Linked DNA regions of Homo sapiens: regions 2 and 3 are each linked to region 1. The links are chromatin loops, found by intact Hi-C in ENCODE. Cell type or tissue: heart left ventricle. All regions are shown on one strand. Links, peaks and the distances in the headings refer to the core of each region. The heading gives the core; the rest is flanking DNA.

The links. Peaks named below come from ENCODE experiments on the same cell type or tissue, not always from the same donor. Only the 100,000 strongest peaks of a DNase experiment are listed, where the experiment ranks them.
Region 2: it touches region 1 in a loop (2.1-fold over the local background); 4 of 110 quality-filtered maps call a loop at or near these places.
Region 3: a loop joins it to region 1, with 1.8 times the contacts of the local background. A loop is called at or near these places in 6 of 110 quality-filtered maps.

Annotation. Positions count from the first base shown.
Region 1 is chr6:152,241,364-152,247,481 of GRCh38, reverse strand. SYNE1 (spectrin repeat containing nuclear envelope protein 1) reads left to right here. Exons shown (of 146, transcript NM_182961.4): 106 at 2,826-2,945; 107 at 5,042-5,242. Among named protein-coding and RNA genes, the nearest start is that of SYNE1-AS1, 140 kb to the left of the region's middle. In heart left ventricle, for the core only: no CTCF peak of the experiment used is centred there; no DNase peak of the experiment used is centred there; H3K27ac peaks cover 1,925 bases.
Region 2 is chr6:152,151,395-152,157,512 of GRCh38, reverse strand. It overlaps SYNE1 (spectrin repeat containing nuclear envelope protein 1), which reads left to right. Exons shown (of 146, transcript NM_182961.4): 132 at 1,416-1,603; 133 at 2,471-2,621; 134 at 5,372-5,554; 135 at 5,823-5,960. Among named protein-coding and RNA genes, the nearest start is that of SYNE1-AS1, 230 kb to the left of the region's middle. In heart left ventricle, for the core only: no CTCF peak of the experiment used is centred there; no DNase peak of the experiment used is centred there.
Region 3 is chr6:152,171,402-152,177,519 of GRCh38, reverse strand. SYNE1 (spectrin repeat containing nuclear envelope protein 1) reads left to right here. Exons shown (of 146, transcript NM_182961.4): 130 at 960-1,126. Among named protein-coding and RNA genes, the nearest start is that of SYNE1-AS1, 210 kb to the left of the region's middle. In heart left ventricle, for the core only: no CTCF peak of the experiment used is centred there; no DNase peak of the experiment used is centred there; H3K27ac peaks cover 160 bases.

The DNA.
Region 1 (6,118 bases), core at 429-5,428:
TGTGATTCCAAAAAAGACTGGAGCAACTGTAGTGATGTCTTGCTTTGGATTTCTAATATGAATTATGAGATATGTATGATCACAAGTAATAATTTTTACTAATTTTTGACCAATATAACTGAATGTCACAGATGAAGAAATAACCAGTTAGATTTTTTTCTTTGAATAAATGGAATGCAACTAATGAACGTGCTAATTCCATGCCTACCCAACTTGGATTAAAAAGGCAATAACAGCAGAGGGCATGGGGAAGACACACCTCACTCAATATAGTCATCTCTTGAGTTGTGCTGTTCCAATCCAGAGCAGTTCTCTTGCCTCATAAACCTGGTGCACAGTTGTCTTCTTGGATTTCCCTTCACCACCATCCTGAGAATCCCTTCATTTCTTCCTATGTTGGATCTTCTCTCTTCTGAATCCCAAGTCTTTCTCTTTACTGCATTGCTTCCTTGTTTCGTTAGTGCATGTCCTTTCTTAGAAAGGGTACATGATAAGTGTATTTTTCCAGATGTATGTCTGAAAATGTTCTTATACCATGTTCACACTTTATTGATCGCTTTGCTGTTTTTATGTGATCCTTCAGGGTCATTTGTTGAATATGAATTCTTTTGGAGTTTCAAGGCTTTTTCTTCATTGTTTTCTAGCTCTCAGTGTTGTCTTAAGGAATCTAAAAACATTCTAATTCCCAAAGGTTTCCAGTGTCCTGAAATTTCACAATCACATGCCTTGGGGAGGATCTATTTTTATCCACTGGGCTGGGAGCTCAAGGGACTCTTCTGATTTGGCAGCTCTCATCTTTCTGTTCTGGAAAATTTTCTAATGATTTATTTAATACATTTCTTTCCTGCATTTTACCTGTCTTCTTTTCTGGAGAACTCCTTTTTGTCAGATACTCGGGTTCAACCCTTGAACTGTCTTACCAAGAGACCTTTCTTTGTCTTTTTGCTCCGCTTTTTGAGAAACGTCCTCAATTTCAACTCCAGACTCTTGTACTGAATTGGCATTTCTGCTCTCACGTATTTAATTTTCCCGGAGCTCACTTTGGTTCTCCGAATGATCCTTTTTGTAGTATTTTTTATTTTTTTTAATGAATACATTATCGTTTATATCTTTCTGGGTATATTAATGGTTTTTTTTTTGTTGTTTAAAGTTCTACTTTTCCTGTATAATCTGTTTTCCTCCAGCTTGCTTTTATTTGTTTGCTTCTGTTAGTCCCCATCTTTCATGTCATCGAAAGGCATATTGAAATCTTTTGTTGCCTATTCAGGTTTAGGATGGAGGACTAAACAGCTGAAAGGGAACTCTGTGTGTGGATGGAACATGATAATTTTAAGAGTTCCTGCAGGATGGTCTCTATGGACCATTTATTTGTTAGAGAATCCTTCTGTCAAATTGTCAGGCCTGTCTTATTGGTGTGTTCAGATATTTTTCCCTCTCATCTCTGGAGACTAGAGCCCTGACTGCAGCACTTCTTGCCCCAGGGAGAGAAGACTCAGGGGCCCCACATTCAGCATGCAGGGAGCATCCAGTTATTTCATCCCTTGCTTTCAGTCAAGCACTCAAGCTCACAGCTGTGTCCAGTGCCCCTCTGTCTGTTTTACCTTCTCCAGAGAACACACTTTCAGTCTTTTACCCGGGAAGAAAAAGGGACAGTATGGAATAAGGAGGGGCATCTGTGGGTTAACTGTCCTTTAAGCAGCTCTTCACTAACCCTCCTTACTTAGCACCCCAGCTTACTTCACCCAGAGTTCCAGAGATTTCTGTTGCTCTGAAGTGGGTGGTGGAGATCCTCCACTGGTTTAGAATTCAGCTTCCCCAGATTTCCTAAGTCAATTATCATGTATTCTTTTGACTTCTAGCTCCCAACATATTGTTGGCATTGTTTTCTTTTCTGTTCCCTTGTCCTTTTAGATTTATGGGGAAAAAATATGCCAGAGAACAAGCAAACAAAATACTCACTCTGACTGTAGGGGGTTTTCAGGAAAGAGAACATTGGACACATGTGTTTCAGCTGCCATCTGGAGTCTTGTTTTTGTCCTCCTTCAGGGGCAACCTCTGTTGCCCTCTTTCCAAACGCCTGCTTAGGCTGCTCCAGGATTTGTGGTCTGGTATCTCCCTTCTCTGATCTCTGCTAATGGGGATGAGTTGCATTATCGAGTATAGTACTTACTTATATTCAGCCTTGCTTTATTTTTCTCTGTTTACTCTGGCTTCCTAACCAGACCATCAGCTCCTTGAAGGACAGGATGAGATCTTGTTCTGCTTCTACAGACCTCACACTGGGAAGACAAGGCTTAGCAATAGCAGCCACTTGAATACTTGTTGACTGATTGATTTTCCACTTCACAACAAGGAGCACAGATTCTTTGACCATGCTGTAATATATGTTTTGTTGCCTCGCTGAATCTCTCTCCAAAGATGCTCACAGCTACGTTTCAAGGACAGCAGAACATGGTCCCTTAGAAAATCTCAGGCAAATACCTTTTTTTAACTATGTCCTAAATGATGCTCTTTTTTTTAACTATTGCTTTTCAAAACTCCCTTTTTTGTTTAAGCAAGACATCCTTCTCCCAGCCCTCTACCCTGACTTTCTCCTGCCTCATTATCTGTAAGATAACTGCTCTGTACTAATGAGGGGACTTCTTCTGTTTTCTATATACCCTCTGAACATGGCTTTCGATTTGTTTTATTGAAATGATTCCTTTTGTATATATTGAGAATGTTTTACATGGAGAGGAGGAACACAGAAAGAGATACAATAATCACATCTTCCGTGGGGAAATTGTTCATGGGAGTTTTAATAAAATGTCATGGATCTTACTTAGGCAATACAACAGGCTGAAGATGGACTCAAAGAATTTGATGCAGGAATCATTGAATTAAAGAGGCGTGGTGACAAGCTACAGGTCGAGCAGCCGTCCATGCAAGAACTCTCCAAGCTCCAGGTGCAGCCTTCAGCCAGTAGTATTCAGCTGCAGGGGTACATCAAACTTGAAGTCTAGAAAAAATCACTTTATTTTTCTTGGCTTTCTTTATAAAATTCACGCCACTTAGGTCCTAACCTTTCTACCAAGCAACTCTTAGAAAATTTTCTGAAGCTTAACATGTTTAGTACAAGGAAATGAGTTGTTTTCATGCTGCTAAGATTCATATGTTTTTCTGACAGTTACTTTATTATTATTCTCATGGTTAAGCATTACAGTATAGTTTAGTTGTAGCATATTATTTTCTACTGTAGAAAATAGAATAACTTTTAATCCTACCTAGAAAAATTTAAAAAAGGGATATCTACCCTCGTATTGCACTATGTCTTCAAATACTATTTTAAAAAGCAAATAATCAAAGTAATACTTTGTAGAAAGTGTTTTTTTCTAAGGCAAGCACTATAGTTTATCCTCCATATATGTTTGAATGGAATAGAGACATTGTTTCAATTCTAGAACAACAACAACAAAAATTAAACTAGAAGGTAGTTGAAATCTAAACAGACTTCCTATCATCCTTCAGGAACAGAGAATAATGCTTTGGGTTAATTTCCTTTGCTAGATCTGACATTTAGGCAAGAATCTGATATTGGGGTAGGAAGAAGATCCTTGGATATTAGACCAACAAAATTTAGCATCAACTAGGCAAGCAGTTATGTTCGATCAAGAAAAAATTGTGTACAACTGTGTACAGTCACACAGACACACATGTTAGATTTTCTCTGTGTGCAGAACTATTGAGAACTGGTAACCTCAGTCCAGTACAGGGTTGTGAGTTCTTTCTTTGAGAAAATAAAATAGACCTTATAAACAAAAGAACATTTTTATTTTAACTGTATCTGTCCTTTATCTAACATTTCATAATATCATAAGCCCACCTCCCCCACTTTGTACTTTTTTAGACAGTTTTCCGACAGCACTTAAGCATCAGGTGTAAGAGTCAAATGTCATTGCCGTAAATAGGCATTAAAATTGAACTCTTCCAGATTGAACCATTTTGGCCTGCTAAACCTTAATGTGATATGTTAATCAGGTCCGTATGCCTCAAATAAATTTTGTGTTTGGTGTGTCATCATCTCCTAAAATGTCTTTCCAGTTTAAATAGTTATATACTCCACCACATTTGGCAAAAATATTGCCTTCTTAAGTTTGAAACTCTTTCTGCTCACATTAAACTCCCCTATTTCTCTAGCTCTTTGTTTGAGGGGTAGTCCCAAATATGATTGTTATTTAGCAGGAAAATGTTAAGGATATTATATTCAATTGCTCTGAAATTATATGAATGTTGAGAATACTATAAAAATGGGAATTACATTTTCTATGACATGTCCCTCAGCCACATGGACAGTTTTTCAACAGTTTTACCCCACATCTTATCATAAACTATTGATATCCTGAGAAAACAGTTGTCAAATCTACCTCATGTATCATTTCTAGGAAACACTTTTACATGTCCTTTAAAATCTTAAAATATTAACCTTATTTTTTATAGACATATCTTTATTTCCTTTCATATTTTAACTTATTAAATTTTTATTTTGTAATCAATCTAAATTGCATTTTGATATGTGGCATGAGATAAGACTTTATTTTTCTTCAAAGAGTTGAGTTGTTTCCACATTATTTATTGAATATTTATTTTATCCTTTCAGTGACTTCATACTTACATTTTTATGAATTCAGTTTTTTTTCAGTTTCTCCGTTGTGCTTTATTGTCCGTTAGAAATAAAATAAAATTTAAAACAGCAAGATAAGAATACCAAATAAGATTAATGAAAGAACTTGAACCACCAGGTATCAAGACACAGTAAAGTCACAACGAATATCATAGGCATGAGAATAGAGGTCCAAAGGTCATTTCTTTGTGAAACATGTTTTCAAAGTAAGGCTCATAGAAAGACAAGCAGATGGCCTACAGGTAGAGCGTTTCCAGGAGGCACATCCCTGAAGGCATTTTCTTGGTTGGGTCTCGGGCTTGGTGCGTTCATAGTTCATATGCTTTTAGAGGGTTGCCAGAATATGAATTGAGAGTGAGTCTTGTGGTCTCTGCTTCTTAGGACATGTATGATGAGCTGATGATGATCATTGGCTCCCGGAGGAGTGGTCTGAATCAGAACCTTACACTCAAGAGTCAGTATGAGAGGGCCCTACAAGATCTGGCTGACCTGCTAGAAACTGGTCAGGAGAAGATGGCAGGAGACCAGAAAATCATCGTGTCTTCCAAAGAGGAAATCCAGCAACTACTTGACAAACATAAGGTACATAACAAAAAAGAGTGATAGAGAGAAAATGTAATTGGAAAGCATGCTCTCAAACCCTGATATATATTTAGTAAAACCTAATATTCTCAGTCTTTTATGAGTTCTTACTTGTATAAGTTATTCTTTAAAAATGGCCAAAAAATTTATATTCAAACCCACTGGCTTTCAGTAGCACAGAGAAATTATAGGGGATATGTTTCTATAATGTTGTAAATTAAAAAAGAAAACCAACTTACCTGTAATTTTACCTATCAGTTCCTCACTAGTATTAGCCAGGCTTTCTCCCTAGATGAGCTAAAATCAAAGGAAAACTCAGAGCCTCTCTTCAAAGGAGCCCATCTTCATTCTTAACTCCACTTTTCCCTGTGTTTCCTTTTTGCCCATTTGTCCACCTGGTCCCAGTTACCCTCTTTGCCCTCCCTTGTCCTCGTCAAGGACTCCTCGCTCACTCCTTGCTCTCCTCTAGAAATGCAGAGCTGACTACTCAGATCCAGGGTTGGGTTGGTGTCTTTTACATGCATTGTTTAGATCCTCTGACCCTTACACATATGCTCCTCTAGTTGCTGTAGACTTCAGACTTTCTCCCTGGGAACAGCAAGGCCGTTTACTATGTAATCAAACTTGGGAGGCCCGAAATCACTCCATCATTGTGTGCCACAGCCAAGCTCAGGTTGGACACTACTCCATGGTAGAAGAATGCGTATTTCACACACACACACACACACACACACACACAGCTCTTGCATTATTGGCAATGATTACGAAAGCAATTTTGCCAGTCCAGAAACCCAGCCTTCTAGACTATGGGAATTTCCTGTAGGGAAACTAAAAAAATCCCATTGGGTTATAGAAGTTTAAAATCTTCTACCATTG
Region 2 (6,118 bases), core at 430-5,429, 90 kb after region 1:
CATTCTACTCTATCGAACATTAAGACTTATTCCCTCTAACTGTATGTTTGTGTCTATTGACACCTCACTTCATTGCCCCCAAACACTCTTCCCAGCCTCTGCTATCTGGCGTTCTACTCTCTACCTCCATGAGATCAACTTTTTTAGCTCCCACATACAAGTGAGAATGTGTGATATTTGTGTTTTTGTACCTGGCTTATTTCACTTAACATAGTGACCTCCGGTTCCATCCATGTTGCTGCAAACAACATAATTTCATTTTTTTATGACCGAATAATATTCCATTGTGTATATATATGCCACTTTTTCTTTATTTGTTCGTCCATTGATAACCATGTTACCTTTTAATGATGGTGGAATTAACTGTTTAAAAAAGAATGCAAATCAGCTGGGCGTGGTGGCTCACACTTGTAATCCCAGCACTTTGGAAGGCCTAGGTGGGTGGATCACCTGAGGTCAGGAGTTCAAGACCAGCCTGGCCAACATGGTAAAACCCTGTCTCTACAAAAATACAAAAACCAGCCAGGCATGATGGCGGGTACCTGTAATCCCAGCTACTTGGGAGGCTGAGGCAGGAAAATCACTTGAACTCGGGAGGCAGAAGTTTCCATGAGCTGATATTGTGCCATTGCTCTCCAGCCTGGGTGACAGAGTGAGACTCCATCCCAAAAAAAAAAAAGTAAATCTTTGGATCTTAAAGCCCAGTTCTTGAGTGCCAGGTCTAGCACATGCATATATACAGGCCCTTGGTATCTACGGTTCTACACTGGTGGATTCCACCAACCGTAGATCAAAAGTATTTGGAAAACAATTTGCATCTGTATTGAATACATACAGACTTTTTATTCTTGTCATGATTCCCTAAACAATACAGTATAAGAACAATTTCTATAGCATTTACATTGTATTAGGTATTATAAGTAATCTCAAGATGATTTAAAGTGTATGGAAGGATGTGTGTAGGAGGTATGCAAATACTACAGCATTCAATATCAAGGACTTAAGCATCCATGGGTTTTGGTGTCCGAGGGAAGGTCTGGAACCAATCCCCTGACAGATACTAAGAGATGATGATTGATTGATTGGAATGAAAGTGATGTATTCGTGAAGTAGAGTCTGGGGCAAGATTCATTTTTTATTGATTAAAGAAGTTAGTTTTACTCTTAGTGTAGACCATTTCATTTGTTCAGTTTATATTTTGGCATTGCTCGCATAGCCAAAATATTTCTACATCCATTTTCTAGTACTTTTGAGCTTGCTGGATTTCATAAATGAGGCTCAATAAATGTCATACATTCAAGGAAATTAAATATTTGTCAAGGTGTAGCCTAGCCATTTACCAACATAGGTTGCTTCAGTTTCTCTCATCTGTATACATGTAATTGTTGAATAAAGCCTGTTACGTTCCCCTGCAGGAGCTTCAGAGAGACATAGAGAAGCACAGTACAGGTGTTGCATCTGTCCTCAACCTGTGTGAAGTCCTGCTGCACGACTGTGACGCCTGTGCCACTGATGCCGAGTGTGACTCTATACAGCAGGCTACGAGAAACCTGGACCGGCGGTGGAGAAACATTTGTGCTATGTCCATGGAAAGGAGGCTGAAGTGAGCTGGGATGCTGAAACAGATAGGGAAGAGGAAAGACCAAAAAGAAAATAAAAATCACCCAGAGTATCCACTGTTCACTCTTTCCTGTTCGTTACAATGTCCAAAAATAGCTGTGGCTTCCCAAACTTACTATTGTCTACATTTAGTTGGGAAAATAAGTAGGTATAAAGGTAATATATAAATATAACAAGCCAAGTTATGTCTGACCTAACAGTTGAAATATAATACGGAAACATAAAAATACACCCTTGTCAAACAAGCATAACATTACAGAATGTGTGGCTGTGAGAACAGTAACATTCTTTTATTAAAAATTAAATAATAAAAGCAGATTTATCTTTAAGCCCTTTGAAATTCAAGGTGGCAGAAAATCGTGCTGTGTTACAAAGTGATCATCATGGCTGTGCTCTCTGGTAAACTGTTGAAAGCTTAATATTTGTCCTGCTGTCATAGATTAACTTTTGTCAGTGTGAGTTGAATGTTGGACTTAAATGGATTTTCCGACCTCGTCTTTATTTCCGTAAGACACTGGCCTGAGTGCACACTGTAAACCTGGTGTTGCTTTTCTAAACTTGGTGCACACATTCAAGGCAGCTCGTGTGATGTGCTTGTAATTTTCAATTTGACTAATTCAAAATCCAGAGTTGCAGGACGTGTTTTTAAAAAAATAAAACAGCCGTTTTATTTTAGCTCAAGCAGTTGTCTCTCTTGCTCTCTGGTCAAATTTGGCTCGAGGAATGGTTATCGTTTGGCACAACAGTTGCCTCTGTGGGCACCCTTAATCCAGTCGCAGGCAGCAGACCGGGTTCTGGAGCGAAAACAGTCTCCAATAATCTGAATCTGTTCTTTCATTTTCCGCCCCAGAATCGAAGAGACGTGGCGATTGTGGCAGAAATTTCTGGATGACTATTCACGTTTTGAAGATTGGCTGAAGTCTTCAGAAAGGACAGCTGCTTTTCCCAGCTCTTCTGGGGTGATCTATACAGTTGCCAAGGAAGAACTAAAGAAATTTGAGGTAATCTATAATTCCAAATTTTTAATCCTTATTTTGCTATTAAAGTAGCCAGCTGGTAGTTGGAGTTCCAAGACCTAAACTAGCTGTTCACCACATGTTATCTGCTCAAATTGCTGCGTGAGGACTTTGCAGCCATCTTTATTATGACCTCATACGTAGTCATACGTATGAAGGGGGAAAAAGAGGTTTTTATTTTAAGATTATCAAGAAGCATAAATACTGTAGTAATGAAGAGAGATTCTATTAGAAAAGAAGAATCGTGATTCCTCCCAAAAGATCTTGGCATGATTTTTATTTCAGAATTATTCCACAGTCAACCATCTTTTCTAAGATTAAAATATGATTTTTTTAAACCATAAAAATCTACCTTCCACATACATTTTTGTATTTTCTTTACCTAATCGCAGTGTGTGTGTGTGTGTGTGTGTGTGTGTGTGTGTGTGTGTATTTGATAAAAGAGTTGACTCTAGAATGGAATAAAACATTTTCATTATAATTCATTTCTAATTACACAGTGAAGAGTAGTACTGGTCTTGAGTCACCAAAACTTTTCAATTACACTGAGATGAAAATAGCTGTAGTGTAATCATATTCATAAAGAAAGAAGTTATCCAAGAATTGATTCCAATACCTTGCCTGCTTGCACAATCTCGAGTCCACTCTATCACTGTTGTACAATGAAGCTCTGACTTCTCAGCTGCCTTTCATTTTCATGGAAGACCTGACCTAGCCCAAAATTGACCATTTTTAAATTTGAAGGTGTTTTTCCCTTCAGTTCCCACTAATAGGCAGTTGTGTACTCAGGTATGTTAACAGCAAAGAGTTCAGAAGCATTCTGACCATTGCTAATTATGCCCCCAAGTTCCTCGAGATGTTTAGAAATAAGACTGAAAATGTAATGAAATGTAGCTGCATTCATTTTTACCTTGCAACATCAGGTAACCAGGCATTTTCTGAGGCCTATGATGGGAAATAAGAAGTTCGCTTTTTTATTCTTATGGAGTTTAAAATCTCAGGGTTGTACATGGACAGCTATATGAATCTAGAAAAATGTTCAAATACTTTGAAATGGATGAATTACTCTGATGTCTGAATGGTGAATGAATTCATATGTAACTATACCACTAAATTAAAATAAACAACACTTTTATTCCTATATAAAAGATACTCCCTTAGAAAACTACTAGTAAAAAGCACAGTAAACTCTGCAGTAGATTCCAGGTCATCTCGATGTGAATGAATGCTAGTGGAGAGCTGCTCAACTGCATCTTACACACTCCCTTCATAAAGGTTAAAACCTTTTATAATTGGCTTATACTGCAAAGCAGATTATATAAGATTCTTTTTGATGCTATTTTAGACTCTCAGATTTTAAAGCAAAAGTTAGCCTTATAGTTAGCTTCTATAATGATTGATTTTATTATTTATCATGAATTTTGTAGTTAATTTTCTTAAGAGACAGAAATGAATTGCAGAAACGAAGTTGTGCTTGGGGGCAGTCTTTAGCTGGTCCAATCGCATGAACGTTTGGGATGGACATGGGTGTGCTGGGGTATCTGCCTGGGGGTACTCCAACCTTACCCCAGTGGGCAAACATGTACTGGGACTTCCAGTCATGGCCAGAGCTGAACTTTCCTTACCACTCCCTTTGCTGGAGAAATAACTTAAGGTTTTTAGACTGGAAGCTAGGATTTCCTAGGATGAAGGCTCTGAAAGCAGCTCTCACAAGGAAAGCAATTTAAGAGACAGAAATGTGGTCACATGTAAACAGTGTGATGAGCCAAGGAAAACAGAATTTGGGGATTTGATGAGTGCGGTTCAATTTATTAATTATAGTTTTCATTTTGGTCTAATGCCAAGATAAAAATCAGTCATAAATCATACAAATGATTTTTTTTAAAGCTTCATTTTATTTTGGCCAAATGACTCTTATGCTATAGGGCTCTTCTACATTGGAGGGAAAAGGCAGAAAAGAATATTTTACCTTCAGAATCTCTAAACTGACCCTGGGATAGCCTCAAAAGTAAATTGATGCTACTGTGTGGGTGGTACACTAGCTCTAACATGTTTTATAAAAACTAATTAAATCACAGGAACAACAAAAAAGAAACAGAGCATGTTCCAAATTTTTTAAAATATAAAGTTACTTGTATTTTACTAAATTACTTTTCTTAAAAGCTTATAATAGCTTGATTTTTTGGAAGACCTTTTGCAAAAGGTAGTTTTAAGTTTTTTCCTAATGGACAGCAGAATTGAGGTAATTTCTAGATTTTTAGAAAAGTACATATTTTACAAATAAACAGTTCCATTATAGATATCTTTTTCTCCATATTGACAGCAGAAGTTGTCAACATTTCAAACTCACATTTCCACACACACGTGTATATTTTTTATAGTGGTTTGCTTTGTGGGAATATTTGTTTCCAGGACATTAATTATTTTTAAAGCTACGTGTATATGTGTGTGTATGTATGTGTGTGTGTCTATATATGTGTGTTGGATGCGTGTGTGTTTATTCATTACTACTCCCCATTTTCATATTTTTTGATAGATTCTCCCTTTCCTTTAAGTTACGCTGACTAGATGACTTTGCATTAACAAGGGGAAGTGTACCGTTATTAGACATCATTCTTTCCCTCTGTGATAGTGTAACTTCCCATTCTCCCAGACGCTACAATAAGAAAACCAGGAGCCACTACTGAGAGTCCTTCGCTGATTTCTCACACTGATATGCTTCTCTGTGGCCTTAGGCTTTCCAGCGACAGGTCCACGAGTGCCTGACGCAGCTGGAACTGATCAACAAGCAGTACCGCCGCCTGGCCAGGGAGAACCGCACTGATTCAGCATGTAGCCTCAAACAGATGGTTCACGAAGGCAACCAGAGATGGGACAACCTGCAAAAGCGTGTCACCTCCATCTTGCGCAGACTCAAGGTTTTTGCTATGCCTCATCTGTAATTTAGAGGCCAGAGGATGGGACTGGGCCATTTGAATGCAGTCTTGAGACACAGTCTCAGTGATTTTGTAAGAATGGGATGGCAGGAGGAGTAAACCGGGGAGTGATATAGCAAAGGATTGCAGGCTTCTCATTGCTTGCTGAGAAAATGACTTTACAGAACACTGGAATTCGCTGTGCCATCTCCATATGTTTAGAAGGACTTTTAATAAAAATAATTGTTACTACTTTCCTCTTGCCTTCCAGCATTTTATTGGCCAGCGTGAGGAGTTTGAGACTGCGCGGGACAGCATTCTGGTCTGGCTCACAGAGATGGATCTGCAGCTCACTAATATTGAACATTTTTCTGAGTGTGATGTTCAAGCTAAAATAAAGCAACTCAAGGTAATAGATTATTTTTCAAGTTACCAAAGTGAAGAAAGCCTGAAAATGAAAGGATTTGTGGCTCTTTTGTGAAGAACATAGCAAATAACTTTTCTTTTGAAAAATTAGTTCTGGACTGCAAAAAAATTCAGAAAATGTAAAATATATAAAAAATCAGA
Region 3 (6,118 bases), core at 601-5,600, 70 kb after region 1:
AACTTTAGACCAAGAGAAGGTTAAAATGTTCACACTCATATAATACCCGTCTTCATATATTATTTTGCTGAGAAACTATTTATTACGTAACAGGAGCTTAAGCCAAAAATAAAAAAGTTGATCCTAAAGACTGGATCCTGTCACTGTGGCAAGAGAGTAAGAGGGTCATTGGGGATAGCAGTGGCAGTCAGGGGGAGGGGATTGTCCTTTCATCGTCAGTTAAATCACACCATTTCGTGCTTATCTCTTGCAAATAGTCCATATGGAGTCTGTCCTCTTTAACTCAAACAATCTAAGAGAAGCTAGCACAGAAAGTGAGTAAATTAAGAAGGTTTGAGGCCTGTCGATTCTCTATAGTTAATAGTTATTATTATTGAAAGTTAATTTATCATTGATTTATTTACTGCAAAATATTGACATTGTATAGAGGATTATCTCTTTAAAATGAAGGAACTCTTTTAAAATATTCCTCACAAATAACATAATTGACACACACATTCACATTTATATATATACCTATATATCAATTGCATATATATATGTGTGTGTGCATTTTATAAGTCTCTCAGCAACTATTTGTCTGAGAATTTATTCTAAGTATAACATCAGGTTAGTGATGAGAGAAATAAACTATAATTTTCCAATATTAAAATCTTTTAAGTTTTATTTTTTATATCTATCTTTTATTGTTTTTTAATATGTATTTCAAGTAAATAGGAAGCAGCATCCTATTTATTTCGAGAACCTCTATATAAAAATTTAATCCCAACTCTGCATACATACCAAAAATAATAGGCACTACTAATACTTGTGCACATGGGCTGATATCCACATGGTATTCCTATGCTCAAACTACTTCCAAGCAGTAGAAAGCAGTAATCATCATGTTTCTAGTAGAGCTGGGCTGGATGTATTAAGAATATGCTTTCTGACCTCTGTGATTGCTATTTATTACACAGGATTATCAAGAGGAAATTGCTATTGCTCAAGAGAACAAAATACAGCTCCAACAAATGGGAGAACGACTTGCTAAAGCCAGCCATGAAAGCAAAGCATCTGAGATTGAATACAAGCTGGGAAAGGTCAACGACCGGTGGCAGCATCTCCTGGACCTCATTGCAGCCAGGTAAAGAGGACCTGAGTCAATAGGGCACGTGTGGGCAGTATTTTAAAGCCTTTCAGTCTGCCTTTCATCAGCCAAAGATAATCCAATAAATCAGTCTCTCTTCCTGGGTTATCTCACCATTTTCAAAACTGTTCATGCTCCTCTCATAAGTGGCACTTTAGTTACCTTGAAAATTCTCCTCTTACTTTATAAATCTCATGTTGTTTGTATGTAGCTGCGAGAAAGAGAGAGAGAGTCATATCCAAACAAAACTAATTCCCAAGAGAAAATTCTTTATTTTAGGGCTTCATGGGTATTCAAACTCCTATCAGGAAGAAACTGCTGACCAGTATTTGTGGAGAGTGTTTTTGTCTGCAGTAGCAAAAAAAAAAAAAAAAAATTACTAAATCTCTGCCATATTTTTAGTTAGCAAGGTATAGAAATAAATCTGATTATTGCCACTCTGCTCAGTTGTAAAAATCAGCTGCTGCATTATAGTAATTTTGTGTTGAGCTTTAGTGCTAACTATAAGTGTTTGCCTCATACCTAAGAAGAATATTACATTCACTTTCTGTTGCAGAAGGGTAGGGTTGGGTAAGAGAGATGAAAGTCAAAAAGAAAAATATATGAGGGTATTTACTAGCAATATAAAAGTCTAATATGAATGATGCACTATGTTATAAAAATGTTCTATGCTATTAATATAAAAAGGAGATGTCTTATTTTAGGTGAATTTGGCTTCATGTTGGAACTTAGGCACCCTGAGGTCAGGAAACTTTCTCCATTGTATTCACTACATATCACAAGCACTAAGAACAGTGCCTAAATACGGACTCAATGAATACTTCAGTGCATAAATGAATATTTGAATATTTGAGTAAATGTTCTTCATGGCAATTAGGAGAGTTGGAATGTTACAAATGGTGCCATTTGGGGTCCATCCCACAATACGCTTTTAAAATCTGGGTTTCTTTCCTTAGCCGTGCTGCATAAAAGTGGACGTGAAACAATGTCCTCTGCGTACCATGTGCTCATCAAAACCGCATGTGGGCACCACAACCCTGTATGCTGATTTTGAAAACATTGGATATATTTCTTTTCTATAAGAGAGTTATCAAAAAGTATCTAACTCAAGAAAGTGAGATTATCTTTTAGTGACAATGAAACAAAATGGAATAAATGTATATCAACTTTTTATTTATTTATATTTATTTATTTATATTTGAGATGGAGTCTTGCTCTGTTGCCCAGGCTGGAGTACAGTGGCACAATCTCAGCTCTGCAACCTCTGCCTCCCAGGTTCAAGCAATTCTCCTGCCTCAGCCTCCCAATCCCTGGGACTACAGGCATACACTACCACACCTGGCTAATTTTTGTATTTTTAGTAGAGATGGGGTTTCACCATGTTTGCCAGGCTAGTCTCAAACTCCTGACCTCAGGTGAGCCACCCGCCTCGGCCTCCCGAAGTGCTGGGGTTACAGGTGTGAGCCACCGCACCCAGCCTCAGCTTTTTAAATGTTTAACCATAGCACTGATATAGCTAACATTTATTGAACACTTTGCTGATTCCAATGACCATGCTACGGGTTTCATAGGCATCTTTTTGTGTATTGTTCATAATGTCCTTTGAGGTGGCCTTATCATTATGCCCATTTTACAGATACAGGGGCTAAGGTTGAGGCTTGTCCATCATCACGCACACATTGTGTGGCACAGCCTGTGCTCAGACTCCAAAGCGCGTGTCCTGGAGTGCTGTGCCCTCCTGCCTCTCAAGTTTGTGACTTCCTTTTCCCTGTTAGAGAGAAGACAGTTAAATGGAAGATAAGTTCTGTTTTTGATCTCGACAATCTAATTTCTCAGTTCTTTGTAAAGTACTTACAATGTGACAGTGACTGTGAGAGTCAAGATAAAATGACAGAACTGAAGGAGAACTTCTCCTTTGAGAAGTTCAGGATGGGAATGGAGTAAAACAATGAGATAAATAGGAGCTCTGGAAAAGGCACTATAAAGAGATGGAAATAATATTTTAGCTTAAACTGGTCTCGGAGTTTCAACAAATGTATATTTTAAAATCCCAGTGCTGTGTTCAGTCCCACTTCTCCCTCACTAAAATGATAACAAAATCCTGTTTCAGAAGGAGGAATTGAAGTCCTTCAAGCTATAAATATCCTTCTTAGGGAAACTGCCTGTTTGGTAAACATCCCCCGGGGAGTTTTTTGGTCAAATTTGACTCATAGATTGATTGACATTTCCACGTAATCCAGTTAAACTAGTTAATATTATTTTCCTACTTTTAGTGACTCAGTGATGTGGAGAGTAAGGATGCACTATGTCAAAGATATTTTAAATCAGATTTAATGTAATCTAGTCATAAGCAGCTAACTTAGTGTATGCCCAACTATGAGCCAATATTACAGCAAATGAGTTTGCTGCTGTCTCCTTGAATTCACATTTATTTATAACATATTTTGTCTGGCTGTTCAGTGGAGAGTTTTCTAGATATTAATTGTTTACTTTGCCAAAAGACATATTAATAAACTTGAATCAATTACATGTTTATAAGGTACACATGCTTCTCACTATAGTCACTTATACAATACTAATTTTTGTTTCCTCTTACATAAAGCCTCAGAATACCCAGATAAAATTCCACAGGAGATTTTTGTATATATGTTGCCTGTTTCTAATTGCCTCCTTCCAAATTAGACTAGATTAGGCACTGATCATTGAGCCATCCTGGAGTTTAACACCATGTTAGAGTCACAGTCACCCTTGCAGCTTCTCCTGAAAGACACCCGGCTGTCACATCTGCATTGCATTTCCTTGTTTATTGGTGCTTCGTTAGTGCACAGATTGGATGCATGTTTCCCACACCCATCCTCAACTGTGAACTGCCAGCTGAAGTATTAGGTTTCTATGATTCAGTCCATTCACCACTCTTGCCTCTTCCAGCGCTGATGCACTAAAGCAAAATATAACCCAGTGTATGCCTTTCGACATTTCTGTCCTGTATTGGTGCTCTTGTGGGAATGGAGAGGTTATTTTTGAAGATGATAGTATTTTTAGGTGAACATCTCAGCTAATAGAAACATGAACTGTGTCTTTAATATTCAATCACAGAAGCAACAAAAAAGAAAAGAAAAAGATTTACTGATAACAAATCTATTACATACATAAAAATAGAACGCATAATTTAGAGTCAACTTGACATCACCATCAGATTAGTTTAGATTACTCTGAGTACAAAATAGATGTGCTTTGCATTGAGTTTTTAAATTGTGTTGTCAAGCATTGTCAATTTTTTAGGGCAACAAAAGTTGCTCAGTTACTTTTAGGACTCAGTGAATAATGTTCTAGTGTCCTTTCCATACTTTCTAGATCTGCTGTATGTAATACAGCAGTCACTAGCTACGGATGGCTATTTAAATTACAGAATATTTAAATTAACTGAAATGGAATAAAATTAAATTACTCCTTAATTTTAATTATGGTCAGTTGCACTGGCCACATTTTAAGTGGTCAATAACCCCATGAGGCTAGTGGCTACCTTATTGGACCCTGTACAATGCAGAACATTTTTATCATCTCAGAAAGTTCTGTTGTTCAGCAGTGGCCTAGATAATTAAAGTACCTCTGAGCCCTTGGCTTTTTTTAAAAGTCAACATAAGAAGCTGTCATTGGTGACGCATCACTCTAATTTCTGTAAAACTGCCTTTAAGAATACTGGCTCTCGTTTTGTCAATGAATCCAGTGCAGAAAATCCACATAGCAATTTCTCTAGAGCTCAGGACTAAAAGGAAATCTGTCTTTTTAGTATTAATTCTTCAATGTTTCTTATCACAGACAACGAATTAGTAACATTTCTCATCTTAGCATCTAGGAAGGTCAAATTCAACTTGCGCACTCTGTTGTGATGATTTGGGGGCAGGGAAGTGGGTAACTGGACCTTCTAATAGAGAAAATTCTTTTTCTCTCGGCTAAACCTAAATCCCCATCACCAAGGCAAAAGCATCCTTTAGTTATTTGGCTGTTATCTTTTTGTTTTTCTCAATAGCAGCTTTTTTGGGGATATAATCCACATGCCGTATAACTCATCTATCTAAAGCATGTAATTCAGTGATTTTAGTATATTTATAAAGCTATGCATCTATTACTCCAATCAATTTTAAAACACTTTCGTCAGTCCCAAATAAAAACAGTTACCCATTAGCCGTCACTCTTTTCTTCCCTCCTCTTCCTTCCCCACTTCTCCCAGCCCTGGGAAACTACTAATCTACTTTCTGTTTCTACATGTTTACCTGTTCTGAATAGTTCATATACATAGGTCATATAATATGTGGCCTTTTGTGACTGGTTGTTTTTAATCTCTATATTTATTATAATTGCCTCAACATTTTGTAGAAGTAGAGTAAAAACAAGTAATTTTTTAAAATGATTGAACGCCTACTATATATGAAGTACTATGCTTCTTGCTATAGGGCAGAGGTTGGCAAATGTTTTCTGTAGAGGACCAGATAGTAAATATTTTTAGTTTTGTGGGCCAAATAGTCTCTGTTGCTATTAGCGTGTTATTATAGAGTGAAAGCAGCCATAGAAAAATCTGTAAATAGAAAACCATGGCAGTGCTCCCACAAAATTTTGTTTACCAAAACAGGTGGCCTGCTCTAGGGATATAAAGATGAGAAAGAAAATGGTCCCTAACCAAATAAGTGTCATAATGCAAGTACACAAGCGTTCCTCACTGCAGGGCCTCTTCCTTTCTATTCTCTCTTCCTGGGCATTCTCCTGCCTGCCCCTGGCCTGGCCAGCTCCTGATTGGTTCTTCCTGTTTTTCCTTCTCTCCAGATTAGATCAGATTCTTCTTACGGGCTCAGTAGGCTTCTCCTTCATAGCATTTCCCTGAACTATGTGAAATCTTGTGTGATCAGTCATTTTAAGCCTGTTTTCTCTGCTAAAATGTAAGTGTATCTAACCTTGATCACCATAGTAGTCCCAGCCCCTGACCTTGTTCTT